Linked DNA regions of Mus musculus: all the other regions are linked to region 1. Evidence: chromatin contacts called from ENCODE Hi-C or POLR2A ChIA-PET data. All regions are on one chromosome and are shown on one strand. The core of a region is the stretch at or near the end of the contact, and the rest is flanking DNA. Distances in the headings are between cores, read along the strand shown.

The links. Hi-C counts contacts between places; a loop is a spot of excess contacts on that map. ChIA-PET counts read pairs that join two places held with the same protein, here RNA polymerase II (POLR2A).
Region 2: a loop to region 1 is called in a map of Patski, with 2.7 times the contacts of the local background. The contact joins the promoter of 9530052E02Rik here to the enhancer-like site in region 1. A Hi-C loop is called at or near these places in 7 of 37 maps with a recorded cell type or tissue (Patski, adrenal gland, gastrocnemius and 1 more). POLR2A ChIA-PET finds 5 or more read pairs at or near these places in 1 of 5 experiments (Patski).
Region 3: POLR2A ChIA-PET joins it to region 1 with 24 read pairs in Patski. The contact joins the promoter of 3930402G23Rik here to the enhancer-like site in region 1. A Hi-C loop is called at or near these places in 1 of 37 maps with a recorded cell type or tissue (heart). POLR2A ChIA-PET finds 5 or more read pairs at or near these places in 3 of 5 experiments (Patski and embryonic stem cell).

Annotation. Positions count from the first base shown.
Region 1 is chr8:10,963,058-10,967,806 of GRCm38, forward strand. No RefSeq gene overlaps it. Among named protein-coding and RNA genes, the nearest start is that of 3930402G23Rik, 37 kb to the left of the region's middle. Within about 2 kb of position 2,339, at least 1 of the 3 ENCODE cell types and tissues checked has a DNase peak (open chromatin) inside an H3K27ac peak, as active enhancers do; it is heart, where a contact is called at or near this core.
Region 2 is chr8:11,005,358-11,010,106 of GRCm38, forward strand. 9530052E02Rik (RIKEN cDNA 9530052E02 gene) reads left to right here and starts at 2,493. Exons shown (of 5, transcript NR_046017.1): 1 at 2,493-2,654. Irs2 (insulin receptor substrate 2) reads right to left here and starts at 3,572. Exons shown (of 2, transcript NM_001081212.2): 1 at 1-3,572. The coding sequence starts at 3,073.
Region 3 is chr8:10,926,364-10,931,112 of GRCm38, forward strand. It overlaps 3930402G23Rik (RIKEN cDNA 3930402G23 gene), which reads right to left and starts at 2,094. Exons shown (of 4, transcript NR_135302.1): 1 at 1,906-2,094; 2 at 1,657-1,745; 3 at 922-1,158; 4 at 1-632.

The DNA of each region.
Region 1 (4,749 bases), core at 1,089-3,588:
TCACTCTCCCAAGTGCCGGGATTAAAGCTGTGATCACTACACCCAGACACTTAGAGCATCTTGAAGGTTTTTCTGAGTTCATGCATAGTTTGCTTTCACAGACGGCAGTACTCCGGACACTAGTCTCATAAATGTGTAGTATAAAAAGGGAGGGACCACTTAACAATTATTAGAAATTCTGTCCTAATCTCACGTCAAAATTCACTGAACAATTTCTTCATGAAACTCAAGCTAATGGCACAAACAGCGATTTTTAAACAATCAGACATTCTAATCCAATCCAATCCAGAGATGGTACTAACCCAATACTTATATGACAGTAGGGAAATATGAAAAGTATTCGTTTCCCATAATTAAAACTTTATGTTCCTTTAAAAACACAGTCAAAACATGCAGCTCACAGCATGGAGTAGACTTGAATCTGAGCTGATGTATTTCGGGAGCATTTGTTGGCCTTGTATGGTGTGATGTCACGTGCTACACATGGATACACGTATGGTCCTTAGATCCAAGGCTTCAGTCACCTCAGATTCATTACATGGATAATTGTGAATTAATGTCTGGGTGCTGCTTGTCCAAGGCTTTTTGCTTTGTTCCTGCTTGCAAGTGTCCTGTTTCCATCCATGTTTGACTCACGACACACAGTTTAAGGAGTCGGCCTTGAGAAGGCAGAAGGCAGCAAACAGCGCTGTGGGCCGGAGAGATGCTTAATTGTCTGTCTTCCCAGCGAGAAATCTCTGGAATCAGCCCCCTAACCATGTCAAGTATGCAGTTTTTTAAGACAAATATTTTATTGAGATGAAAAGAAACACGTGTCTAAAGAAATGAGATGTCAGTGGGCGTGCATGGGTGTGCAGTGTACACACTCACAAAGTACCACAAGTCATGTCACATACATATAACCACACACATTAGTAGTCATTGTCTGTAGTCATTAGGGGTGAATGGTGGGGGGAGGCAGAGGGGAGGTGGAGAAGGCATTGAGAGGAGAGAAGGGAGAGAAAATCTCAGTGAGGATGAGAGAGAAAAGAGAGAAGAGAGAGGAGAGGGGAGGGGAGGGGAGGGGAGGGAGAGGGGAGGGGAGGGGAGGGGAGGGGAGGGGAGGGGAGACAGAGAACCATGACCACTGCGGTGGAGATCCAATCACAGTGTTAACCGCCACTGCCAAAGACTGCATCCAAGGTTAGTCTTATTCTTAGAAACGGTAACTAGTATTTCAAACACAGCATCAAATGTAACTTAGCAACTCTCCATTAACTTTTACCTACAGAGAGGGACATTACCTCTTCTTAGAAACCACCCAGTGCGTTGTATCACATTTACAAAAACTTGGGGTGGAGTCCAAAGCAAGAATGTATCTTTAGAGTTCAAGGAATTTGGTACCATCTATGGTAGCTCAACACCTGAAATCTGTGCTGGATTCTGTTTACAAACCCATGAAAGGAGACGTGTCCCAGGGTTTCGAAGGGCCAGTGATCCCAGGAAAAGACAAGCAGCGGCCCTGGGGATCTTACTCCATCTTTAATAGTACCTCACAGCTTGTTAGACACAAAGTCCCCTCCTCAGAGTTAGCCTCGCATAGTCCAACAGTCCAGGAAGGATCTCTCAGTTCTCAGGCATCAGTGAGCCAGGGGAAGGCTAGTGCTGGCACAGGGCTGCAAGTGTTTCTTTGGCACCATCTCACAGATGACCTGTTCTCTCTCTGCTGGTCGGCTAGAGGACAGAATTTTGCTATCTCTTTTAAAACCCAAGTGCAGCCATTTGGGCCCATTTCTACATCGGTCCATCAGTCATTCACAACTTAGTCATTCACACAGTATGCTCGCTCAGGCTGTGGGAGGAGAGGAGACAGACGGAGCACCCCACCCCAAGGGGAGTTTTCTGAGCTGTGGTGTGTCCGGAACTGTGGCTAAAAAGCAGAACAGAGGCCACAACGGCCACAGAGGCAATGTGTACTGTTGCTATTTGATCTTCCAAACTTGAGACCTGGGCAGAACCCACTTCGTGTCCCCAGTATCAGTATAAGAGAAGGAGCTGAAGTCGGTGTCCTGTGCATTGGTGGCAATAAGATGACCGTGTAGATTTTTAAATCTACGGAAGAAATGAGCAAATATTGATGTAGAGGAGGGGTCTCTGCAGGACTTTAAAGGAAGAGTCATCCAAGCAGACCAAGAGAAGGGGGGACACATCTGTGTCACCTCCAGCTTCCCCCTACTCAGTCCATGGAACAATCTTGTTTTCTGACTCCTGCTTCTGAGCATCATTTGCTCCAAACGTCTGTGTAAAAGGGAAGCATTAAACGAAGCTCCTGGGTCGGTAATTAAAGGCAATGATTTCAGCGGATAGAGTTTTGTTTTCATAATCTGCTCTTTGTCTGCACAGAGCCAGCTCTTGGCTGCATCTGCCACCGCTGGCCTTTGCTCTGTTTACTCTGAAGAATGAGGCGCTGTTCTGTTTGTTTCTCGTTTTCAGTCTGTAAAACTCTGTTCTCTTGGTTCTCTATTCCAGGAAGGAAAAAAAAATAAAAGAACAAGGCTCTTTAAATATCACAGCAGTGACTACTCACCCATACACACAGCCTCAATATTAGCGATGACAGACACTCAGGGGAATGTGCAAGAATTTTCCCGCTGCCAGCCTTGCTCTGGCAGGTGGACCTCAATTGAGAAAAGCACTTTTTATTCAGCTGTCAATCACTTGGTGTACCTGGCTGCATTGCACCACTGTGTGTGTGTGTGTGTGTGTGTGTGTGTATTTCAAAAGGTCATTCACCTGTCTTAGGGTTCAAAGGGATTGTTCCTTTTACTGTAGGAGTCACTGTGGTGATATATTAAGACCCAGCTAAGGAAGGTGACTTAGTAATACTGTGAGATAAGAGTGGGAGGAAAGATTAGGAGTGTGTGCACAGAATCCCAACAATGAAGAAAGGAAAGGGGGAGGGAGGAGGGGGAGGGAGGGGAAGTAGGATGGGGAAGGAGGGAGGGAGAAGGGAGGGAGAAGGCAGAGAGGGAGGGGGAGGAAGAGGGGTGGAGTGGAGGCGAAAGGGAGGGGAGGGGGATGGAAGAAGGAGAAGGGGAGGAGGGAGGGGAGAAGAGAGGGAAGGAGGGAGGAGAAGAGGGAGGGAAGGAGGGAGGAGGAGAGAAAAAAAGGAAAGAAAAAGACAAACTGACATACATACAGACAGACAGACAGATACATTCCTCTGTTGAAAAGTGAGTGAAAGGGGACTGGGGTGTCTGGCACACTGGCAGAGCGCCTACCTTGAATGTGCAAGGCACTGAGCTCCTACTCAGACTTCATTTTGAAAATGACACCCCCTCCCTCCCTCCCTCCCTCCCTCCCAAAAGAAAAGATGTACATAGGAACCACACCGAGGGAACCTTGTTACAGAAGAAAGGGAATTGGGTAGCTGAGGCCACTACCTGGTTCATTTTCTCCACATCTTCCCTCTGACAGTGAACCTCCACTGCCTGCTCAGATCACGGGTGCAGGTCAAAGCAAGCAGTGAGTCACGCCAGTTTCACTGCCTGTGTAGACTGTAGGTTGTGATGGCTCTTCGCTGAACTTAAGGCTTTAGCTAGCCTGCTGAGTGGCTGTGTATGATAGCGACTGTTAACTATCAGCTTGGCAAAATCTATCATCATCCAAGGATGGGCCTCTGAGCATACCTGTGGGAGATTCCCTTCGCCCATGCCCACTGATGTGGGAGAACCCATCTTCACCGTGGGCAGGACCGTTCCCTGGGCAGGGGATCTGGGTTATATTGTAAGTCTCTGGTGAGCCTTAGCTTACTGGGGACTCACTGAGTGAACGACTCAGAACCTGGAATGGATGCTAAAAGCAAGAGGAATTTATTGTTCCAACATGTTGGGGTCACCCTGCACATGGAGAGAGAGAATGACCATGCACAGCCTGTCTGGCCAGCCTTTATACAGTTCTCCAGGCAGCAGCCATTAGGCACAATGTGATTGGCAGAACAGTGTGACTTTTAAACTGATTGGTCTATAGGGAATGAAGTGGGTGGCCAACAGTCATGGAATGTGTCTACCCCTACCCACAGGTGGCCAGTGGTCAGTCCCTCCTCCCTGTGGTCTGAGTAAGGTAACTAGTCCCTCCCTTGCAGAGGGAGGGGTGCCTATGTTCTTTATGACCTTTCACTTCCAGGAGGGGAGGGGTCCAGAGGAATTTTCTAAAGTTCCTGAACTGACCTCTTCAGAATAAAACAGGAGCTGAGTGGAGGGCAGCCTGGGCTCACTCCATGTCTTGATTGTGGCTACCGTGTGCCCAGCTGCTTCAAGCTCCTGTCTTGATTTCCTCACTATGGCAGGCTGTACTGTGAGCTGATAAAATGTGAGCTGTGAACTTTTCTCTCCCAGTTTGCTTTGTCTCTGTCTTCTATCCCAGAAACAGAAAACCAAGGATTCCTCCGAGCACTGAGGACATATACTGTGGGCCTGGGGTAGACTCATGAAACAGTCACAAGGGTCACTTCCTATATGCCCACATCACCTCACTTCTGGTGAACAACAACAACAACAACAACAACAAAAAAAAAAAAAAAAAAAAAAAAACCTTGGCTCCACAGCCTGTGCTAAACCAGAAAAATCCAGGAGAATGGAGCATAAGAGAGTCTGCTAAAAAAAAAAAAAAAAAAAAAAAAAGACAGGCTCTCGATCCGTAATGATGGTGTTTGAGGAAAAGTGCAGCTGACCTGTAATAAGCCTGCGTTCAGATAAAGGAAACTGCCGT
Region 2 (4,749 bases), core at 1,243-3,742, 42 kb after region 1:
GCAGAGGCTGCTGTAAGGAGGAAGGGGAAGTGGAAGGACGTGGGGGCAGTGGTGGGTATGGGGATGAAGCCTCTGGAGAGAGAAGGCCATCCATGGAGCCTACTGTGTCCCCACTGCGGGTGCTAGGCTTGGGGGACTTGGGAGAACTGAAGTCCAGGTTCATATAGTCAGAGAGTGGAGAGCGCTGCCGGCTGTCGCTGCTGGTGCCTGGGGTTCCTGAACCCAGGGATGAAGCAGGACTACTAGCTGAGAGCAGTGAAGAAGATGAGGCCGCGGATGCCAGTAGTGGGGGGGCAGGCGGAGACAGACGGGTACCTGCCTCACCAAAGTCAATGTTGATGTACTCGCCAGGGCTCTTGGGCTCTGTGGGTAGAGGGTACTCTTGCATGCTGGGAAGGGTCTGCAGTCCCTCTAGCGATAGGCGTGTAGGCCGCACTGCCCGACATCGCTGGCCCAGGAAGCCCTCAGGGCGGCCACCGATGGCACTCGGCCTCATGGAGGAAGGCACTGCTGAGTGATGAGGCTGGGTATGACTACCACCAGCTGCCCCAAAGGTGCCAGCCCCTGGGGTGGCCTGGGGCTCCAGTCTCTCCTCTTCCAAGATCCGGCCCACAGGGGAGCTCATGAGCACATACTGGTCATTGTCTCCGCTGCAGGAACAGGGAGCCTTATAAGAGCGGGGCAAAGAGCTGTAGCAGTGGCCCGGGATGCCTTTGAGGCCTTCACTGCCTCCACGCAAAGCTGCTGAGAAGTCAGGTGGGGTCCCTGCAGTGCCTGCCTCGCTGGGGGACATGTTGAGGTAGTCCCCGTTGGGGAGTAGCTTAGGGTCTGGGTTCTCCATAGACAGCTTGGAGCCACACCACATTCGCATGTACCCACTGTCTTCTGGGGAGCTCTCCGCTGGGGAGCTGGCTTTGTAGCCACCTCCGTTTACTGGGAAGGTCCTGCCCACCCCTGAAGGGGGTGCTGGCACGGCTGCTCCGGAAGGGGGCAAGGCCGCTGCCAAGCGTGGCTGCAGGATCTGCTTGGGAGCAGACACGCTTGTGGGGCTCATGGGCATGTAGTCATCGCTCTTGCAGCTATTGGGACCACCACTCCTAAGGGCTGCCCCAGGGGTCATGGGCATGTAGCCATCATCTGCCCCCAGGTTACTGCTGGAACTCTTGTGAGAACCAATCTCAATGTCTCCATAGTCCTCTGGGTAAGGGTTGTAGGCCACTTTGGGAGAGGACGCAGGGAAGGATGGGCAGAGGCGACCTGAACTACCAGAGAAGGTGGCCCTCATGAGAGTGTATTCATCTAGAGAGGCAGAGGAAGGCTGAGGTACCTGCCGCTGCCTGGCAGGCGTGGTTAGGGAATAAGTCCTCTTCCTCAGTCCTCTATCCAGGTCCTGGGCCCCATCCCCTGAGACCCTACGGTAAGGGCGGCCACAGTGGCTCAGGGGTCTATCCATGCTCATGTACCCATAGAGTTCGCCCCCACTGCCATCTCTGGCTGGCGGGGTCTCCGCTATTGACTCGGGTGTGTTGCTCCTGTGGCTACTGAAGGCTCTCAGGTCGCCAGGGCTGGAGCCATACTCGTCAAGGGACATGAAACCCGGGTCGCTGGGGGAGCCCGAGGCGGAGGCACTACCGCTGGACGGACGCTGGCCTTGGGGGTGATGCAGTGGATGAGGCAGGTGCGGGTGGGAGCCAGGTGGCAGCGGGTAGGAGCCCGAGCCGTGCCCACTGCTGGAGGACAGGCTGCCTGGGCTGGTGGCTGCAGGAGGTGAGTGCGCCACGGGCATGGACATGGAGCGGCTGTGTTGCAGGGCTCCCCCTGCCGGCGCCAGAGTCACTTTGCTCGGGCGGCCTCCGCAGCCGGCGCTCAGGGTGTGCGAGCGGCTAAGGGGCGCGCGCACCGGCCCGGGACTCAGGGGGCTCCCTGCCACCGACATCGGCCTGCCTCCTGCCGTCCCGGCCCCGCCTGCCGCGCCGCCGTCGCCCTCGCTGGCCGTACGAACCCGGCACGAAGTGCACTTGGCTGCTGGGGGGGTGGCCGCCAGGCTGTCAGTGCGCGAGCGGCGCACCAGGCCGGTCTGGCTAGGGGGTAGGTTGACTAGGTGGTGGTGGCGGCGCGCGCCCGGCACGCTGATGGGATGCGTGGCTGACGACCCGGACGACTGACTCTTGCTGCGAGGCCGGAACTCGAAGAGCTCTTTGAGTGCCTTCATAGCTTCTAGGATGGTCTCATGGATGTTCTGCGCCACCACCGAGTCGTCGGCTTGCATCCACAGCTCCCCGGGACCGGTGACGGCCGAACGGCCCACCTCGATGAAGAAGAAGCTGTCCGAGTGGCCGCAGCGGCGAATGTTCATAAGCTGCAGCGTCACCGACGGCTGTTCGCAATTGAGCTTCACGAAGCCGATGGTGCGCGCAGACAGGCATAGGCGGTATACACCAGTCAGGTTCTTGCTCTGGCCCAGTCCCTTAGGTTTCAGGTTCACCTGCCACACCTCGCGGTAGACGGCCGTGGCGGGTGTCACGAGCCCGTAGTTGTCATCGCAGCCAGCGGCGCCCGCTGAGCCGCCCAGGACGCCCGGGAGAGAGGCGCTGCAAGAGCCTCCGGTGGTGCCCGAGCCCCCCTCGCCAGAGCGGCCTTCGCTGACCAAGTCGGTGAGTGCGCGGTACCAGCCCTCCTGCTCCTGCTCGTTCTCCGCCGCTACAGCGAAGTACTCGTCCTTGGTGTAGAGGGCGATCAGGTACTTGTGCTTGGCGTCCGCGCGCTTGTTGATGTTCAGACAGCAGTCGAGCGCGATCACTCGCTTCGGCGCGCCCGCCTTGCTCCTCCACTTCTTCTCGCTCTCGTAGTACTCCAGCCGCGGAGGCTGCGGCGGCGACCCCCCAGCCGCGGATGCCTCGTCGCCGCCCGTGCCGGGGCCGCGCAACACGAAAAAGCGCTTGTGGCCGTGCTTCTGCTTGCGCAGGTAGCCGCACTTGCGCACGCTGTGGTTGTTGTTGTTGTTGTTGTTATTGAGGTTCGGGCCGTCCCCGCCCGCCGACGCGGGGGGCCCAGGCAGGGGCGCGCTAGCCATCGCCGCCGCTTCAGGTCTCTCTGCCCGGCTGGGCGAACAGGGGATGGCGAGGGCCGAGGGGCGCGGGCGGGGGCGGCTCCCCGCCACCCGTCGCCCGGCCGCCCGGCCACGCGCGCGCGTCCCCCGGGCCCAGGCGGTGGGCTAGGAGGCGCGCGCGGCTCGGTGGCGCAGGGCCCTCCGCCGCTCCGAAGGATGCTCGGTGCGGGCGATGGCCACCCCCCCGCTTCGACTGTCCGCTGCCGCTGCTTCCCGGGCTCTCGGGCGGCGCCCGGGGACTGGCTGGCTGGGTCGAGAGTCGGGGTCCCCGAGTCGCGGGGCCGAGCTTAGAACGCGCGCGGCCCGTCTGCTGCCACCGTTCTGCACTGCGCGACGACGGTCTGCGTCCGGACACTCGGGGCCCACACTGCCACTGGGGCCGCTGCTGCCGTTGCTGCCGCTGCTGCTGCTGCCACCAACGACGACCCGGGCTTGTCGCGGTCCCCGCCGCACAGTGAGTAACACATCGCGCACCGAGTGACTGAACTAAGAGCAAAACAACACGTGACTCTGCGTTACGCAGGCACACTCGCGCGGACGCCCCGCCCCGCAGCCCTGCATTGGCGCCGCGTTCCCCGACGGACAGCGAGACGGACCAATGAGCGTGAGGCACGGGGGGGGGGGGGAGGCGGACCGACACCGGGCTGCGTTTCCCGCCGTCCCCTCCCTCCCCCTCTCCGAGGCCGGGCCGGGGCTCGGCGGGGGCCGGGCCGGGCTCATTAATCAGGGGCTCGTTGTGGATGCGGGCGGGGGCGATGCCACCCAAGGCGGGAAGCCCGCCGTGGAGAAGGCGGGTGCGGGGTTTGTGCTCCCGCCTCGCGTCCCACTAACTGGCCCCAGGCTTCCGCCGCGGAGGGGGAACGGGGGCGGGAGGTCGGATCTGGTGCGGGGCGGCGGTCGGACCCCAGCAGCCGGGGTGGGCGCGCGGCGCAGGGCGGTGCCCGCTGTGGGTGGCAGGCGCGCGGCCCGGCTTGTTTACGAGCATCGTTGCCCGCGAGCTCCGGGTCGATGGCAGCTCGGTGCCTTTTCCCGGCGGCGAGCCGATCGAGGGGCGCCCCGGAACCCGCCCCACCCTCCGCAGGCGTCCGCCCCCGGCCGTGGGCTCTTTCCGGGGCGTCATCAGAGCCATTCACTTGTCAGGTTCCCGGGAAGTGGAAGTCGCCTGTTCTGGATGTAATAGGAGAGAGGAGGAGGGCGTGCTGGCGTAGGAAAATGCGGTTTCCATAGTGCCGGGAAAGGGCGGGCCTGGGCGGGAGCGGGGAGCTGGGAGCGAGTGCTGGCGGGCGTCCTCCCCACGCCCCGCGCCCTCACCGCTCCCGGCCCGCGCCCCAAACCGTGTTCACCCAGCACCCGGGCTATGGGCGGGCGTCGCCGAACCTAGGAGCGCGGCCGCGGGCACAGCGCCAAGCCAAAGATGCCCTTGAACTGCTGCTTTGAATTTCTCTATCTACGTGGCCTTTGTGACTTTCAAAGTCGAGGGCAAATAAGCACCTGCATGTCTTCTCTCCTAACTGACAGCGTGAGGGCCGCTAGGAAGGGCAATGGTCCGCGCTCACGGAAGGCGGGCTTGGAACCCTGCTCTGGATGCGTAAACAAAACAAACCCTTGCCCATCTAGGGAGAAAGTATCTAAATGAAACA
Region 3 (4,749 bases), core at 844-3,343, 37 kb before region 1:
GTCTGCAACTTGTTCCAAAGCACCCACTACAGAGGAGAGAGAGAGAGAGAGAGGGTGCCCCCCTAAACAGGTACTCCTGCCACAGGGATGAAGTGGGAGCAAGGAGGACATCATATCCCCCACCACTTTGACAGTGGCCACTGCATGGATCCTCAAATAGCATTGTTCTTCAGAGGAGGCAGACTCTAAGTCAGCCTCAGCCCCATGTTCCTCTGGCCATGGCTGGAGCTTCATTTTCAGGCCAGACTCAGCCTTCTGTAACCTTTCCACAGCCCATTATCCCAAAATAAATCCAGGAATTGAGGGGGAAGTTCACATCCCACATGGTGCCAGGAGGAGCCTCTGCCAACTATCAGAGGCTAGGCAGCACTTGGCAGCTGGAGTTTTTACTCAAAGGAGACAGCACAACCACAAGCATCTACCACTCCCACCACCAGGAGACTGACTTCCCATCCCAGGCTGCTCTGTGTTGTCTTCTCCACCCCAGCACACCTGACCCCCTCACACAGATCTGGGGGTGATGTGCTTAGCAAGTGGTAACTGACAATGAAGAGATAGTTCAATCCATGTCCAGGTTCCTGGATGTCTTGGTTCAGATTTCCCAGAGGCAAGCTCGGTGATTGTTCCTGGTTCTGTAGCAAGAAAGGCAACAACGGGTCTGAGAGCAGGGAACACAACACTAGGGAGTCTGCAAATTTCCTGCAAGCTTCATGGGGAAATGTAAGGCTACTGCAGCAAGGATCCTGTGCACCCTGCTCTCCTGACCCCGTGAGACATAAAGGCTGGGTATCCTGTGCTGAGGGCTCCACCCTCCCCTCCTGTATTCTATGCAGGCTCCTGAAGCCCTACATCTGGGGGAAAGTGAGGTCGTGTTAGTTCCTCTGAGACTCCCAAGGGTCTAACTGCAACGTGTGGTAGTACCTTTGCCACCCAGGGAATCCACTGGGACTCACAGGACAGGCTGACTCTGCCTGTCCTCCACTTGGCTCCATGATACTGTGCTTTGACTGAGCCCATGGGAGGCCTCACTGGGAGGTGGCACTGGCTTAGTATTGCTCCTGCTATGTCCAAGTAGAATCCTTGCCTCCGCCATAAATTGTCAGTGGCATGGAGCCATTGGCTACTCAGTTCAGTTCCTTGGGTGACAGGACTGCAGCTCTATAGAGGGAGAACATAGATGTGTTCTCTCAACAAATAGTTGAAGCTAAAGATGGAGTCTTCTCACACTGAGTCCAAGAACTCACAGCCACACGCATAATCAGCCTCTCACTGGAACTGCCCAAGACCCAGATGCTCCCAAACCCTCAACAGTGAGCTCAGAAACTCATGAGCCAAAGACATAACCTGACAAAGCAGACCTGTGGCAGACACACAGTCCAGAGTGCTAGCCAAGCACACTCAAGCAGCAGGAGAGTGAACTCCAGGTGCAGCATAAACGAATAAGGGGTACTCAACAAAGCCACAAAAGGGATTGTGATCTATAGTTAGGCATTGTTACGTCAGGGCTGGCATGATCAAGGCCACCATCTTCCGTTTGATCGTTTGTTGTTTGTACTTCTGATTTTAAAAATGAAGGTACAAAAATATTACGCAGTCACAAACACACTGGCACAGGAGGCAAGCATGAATCACCCATAAGGGATCGAATCCACGTACCTTCACGTCCATGGGTGTGAAGCATCCTGGTGTTGGCTGGAGTAGATGGAACTGTGGGTGACTTCATGAATGCAGGGTTTCCTCCTGGCCTGATAAAAGGAAAACGTTCTGAAACTGAATTGCGGTGTCAACTACACAGCTCTGTGAACAGTCTGAAAACAGTCATGCCGGGTCCCACCACATCGAATGATTTACGTCTTAACAAAGGTAACAAAACCTATAGAGGGGCATCGAAGCAAGGACTCCCACCTGGCTTCTTCGTCACACTGTGCTCATGACCTCTATTCAGCGTCACCAGTAAGCCATGATCTCTTCTGGGGCAAAGGCCCCTGGGATTTGGATGGATGCCCAGGACTACAATCAAATGTTCTGGGGGGACCTGGTTCGACTCATTTCCTGGCTCACTCACACATTCCCCTTTGAGGTCTTATCCCAATGAAACAGCTCGTTCCGGTGGAGCCAGAGACTTCCAGAAGGCAGGGCCAACTTGGTCAACATCTCGGCAGCTTGAATCCCGTTGGCCTGGAAACGGTGCAAGTTTATCTATTTTGTAACCAAGCCCCGGCTCAATGAAATGTACTTTCCGCTGAGCTCCTCTCAGGGGCTTTGCCTTTCTCTGTCTATAGGGGAGGGATCGTTGCCAGGGGGATCTGGCTCTGTGGACAAGCTGATTTCCCAACCTGGGTAAGCTGGCTTTGCGTCCCAGGGTGTGCACGTCGGTCCGAGCCCTGATGACGGCAGAGCCCTCGGCTCTCGTCCCAGATGTCCACCTCCGTAAACAGTGCGGAAAAGCCCAAGCATCTCCTTGTTGCTTGGAAACCTAGGACAGACCTAGGGGGAGACAGTTTGATGGCCTAGTGAGTACCACCCTGAGTCTGTGATGAAAGCCTAAAGGAAAGGGGGGTGCCAGTAGACAATGGAGCCTCAGCTCTCCCCAAGCTCAGGCAGTCCCCTGGGCTGTTCTCAAGGCATCCAAGCTGCCCTGACAAGAAGGAGACAAAGCACTTCCCAGGACAGTGGGAACCCTGCCAGAAACTTCCAGCTCCCCGACATTCCCAGCCTTGCCTCTTGGGTCCTTTAAGACCTGTGAACTCACTCTGAAAGACAACTTTGGATCCCCTGGAACTGGGCTTACAAGGAGCAGTGAACCACCTGATGTGGGTTCTGGGAACTGAACCCCGATCATCTGTAAGAATAGCATCGTGTGCTTAACCTTCTAGCCACTGAGACTTCTCTCTAGACCCATCTCGGTCACTACTTTTAAAATGAAACCATTTTAGAAGTGTAAGACATATTACACTTTCCAGGAGTGAAGGATTGGGAGGGGGGTGTGTGTGATAGGGCTTGGTGTTGTCAGAACACCGGATAAGTGAACCCACACAGGAAAGAGAACCAAATACGAGGTACAGGTACCCACAGTGTGGCCCCTTTGCACAACCTGTGTACTATCTGTGTGCCATGGCTTTCCAAACCCTCCCCCTTGGGAGAAACTTGGCACAGGGTCGATTCGTGTTGTTCCTACAACTGCATATGAATCCAGGTATGCAATGGCCTTACATGTTTTAACTCTATTTGTTTTGTAAACAAACATGTTATGCTTTATAACTGCAGTGCTGTGCTGGTGAACAGTACACTACGTTACGAATTTGGTGTCTTAAGGCATCAATTAGTCACAATCAAGACACTGAGTAAAGTTAGAAGGATCCATCAAAGAGATTGACCAAAGTCAAGAGCCAAACACCATCTCAGTGGGTGAGATGGGGGCTAAGGACAGAGGATCCACCCAGACATGTTTGACAAGTTGACACTAGGTACTCTGATTCTTAGGTGAAAGTTAAGATGGAGTCTCCACAAGATCTCCATCATTGAGGACAAGAGTCTGGTGCAGCCGATCAAGCTGGCTAGGGTAACCAAAGTGCTGGGCAGGACTAGTTCTCAGGGACAGTGCATGCAGGTACAAGTGGAATTTATGGATGACACCAGCCACTCTATCATCTGAAATGTCAAAAAGTCCTGTTCCAGAGGGTGATGTGCTCACCCTACTGCAGTCAGAAAGAGAAGCTCACAGATTGCCCTGACCTTGCTGCTGGGTCCTGGATCTCTACCACTTAGCCCATGGGATGACCCGAAACTGTTAAATAAAGAATTTGTGTTGAGAGAGAGAGAGAGTTAAGATGGATTCAGAGAGAGTTAAGCTATCTACTGTGGATTTATGAATGAATGAATGAATGAATGTGAGCTTTGCTATAAATATTCTGTCTCATTCTTCAATTAATTTCACCATCATCTCTAGAAGTGTTATAACGTAGGGCCAAGAAAAAAATAGTTTAGTCACATTCAATGACTCACACAAATGTCATGTATAAATTACATTTCAAATATATCCTTTTCCACCGTGCCCCTGACACTCACAACATAAAATATGAACTCTCCTCGTCTGTCAGAGTGTTCAAACAAGCCTTCCCTGACAGCTCCATCTAAGTTTCCACGTCCCAGGACAGCAGGAAACACCCCCCTTACCTGGCCTCACCTTACCTGGCCTTATCCTCTTGCTGCTCTGACCTATGCAGTTTCATCATTTAGAATCATCTGACCTGTCTTCCTAATCCAGGTTACATTGTTCTTGAGGACAGGGCCTTGGGGAGGCCCAGGAAGGCATGTCAACACACGATACTTGGAACATACCTGGAATTTAATAGACATCTGTTCATTGCGTCAATGAATTTCCACGGCTGTAGCCTCCTCCACTTCAGACATTTTAGGCAGAGGTGAAAGCAGCATATGGCTTCTGGATTTTGTTAATGTTATTGCATAGATGCTAAAACCACAAATGAACTTGCACTGAGACATAGACAACAGAGTGGGATCTGTGAGTCCCCGGGGCTATCAGGTTATTATTTTTACACATCTGGAGTGGGAAGGATGTTGCTATGAAGCAACGGCAATATGTGCCCTGGCCACTGGAGCGTATAGCCCAAGAGTGGCAAAGTCCACATATACACACCAGCTAGAAAGTGGGCACTGATGCAGAAGAGATGCCAGGGGAGGTAGATGATTCTACAAAACACCAAAGCTGTCCCTAGAACAGGGAGC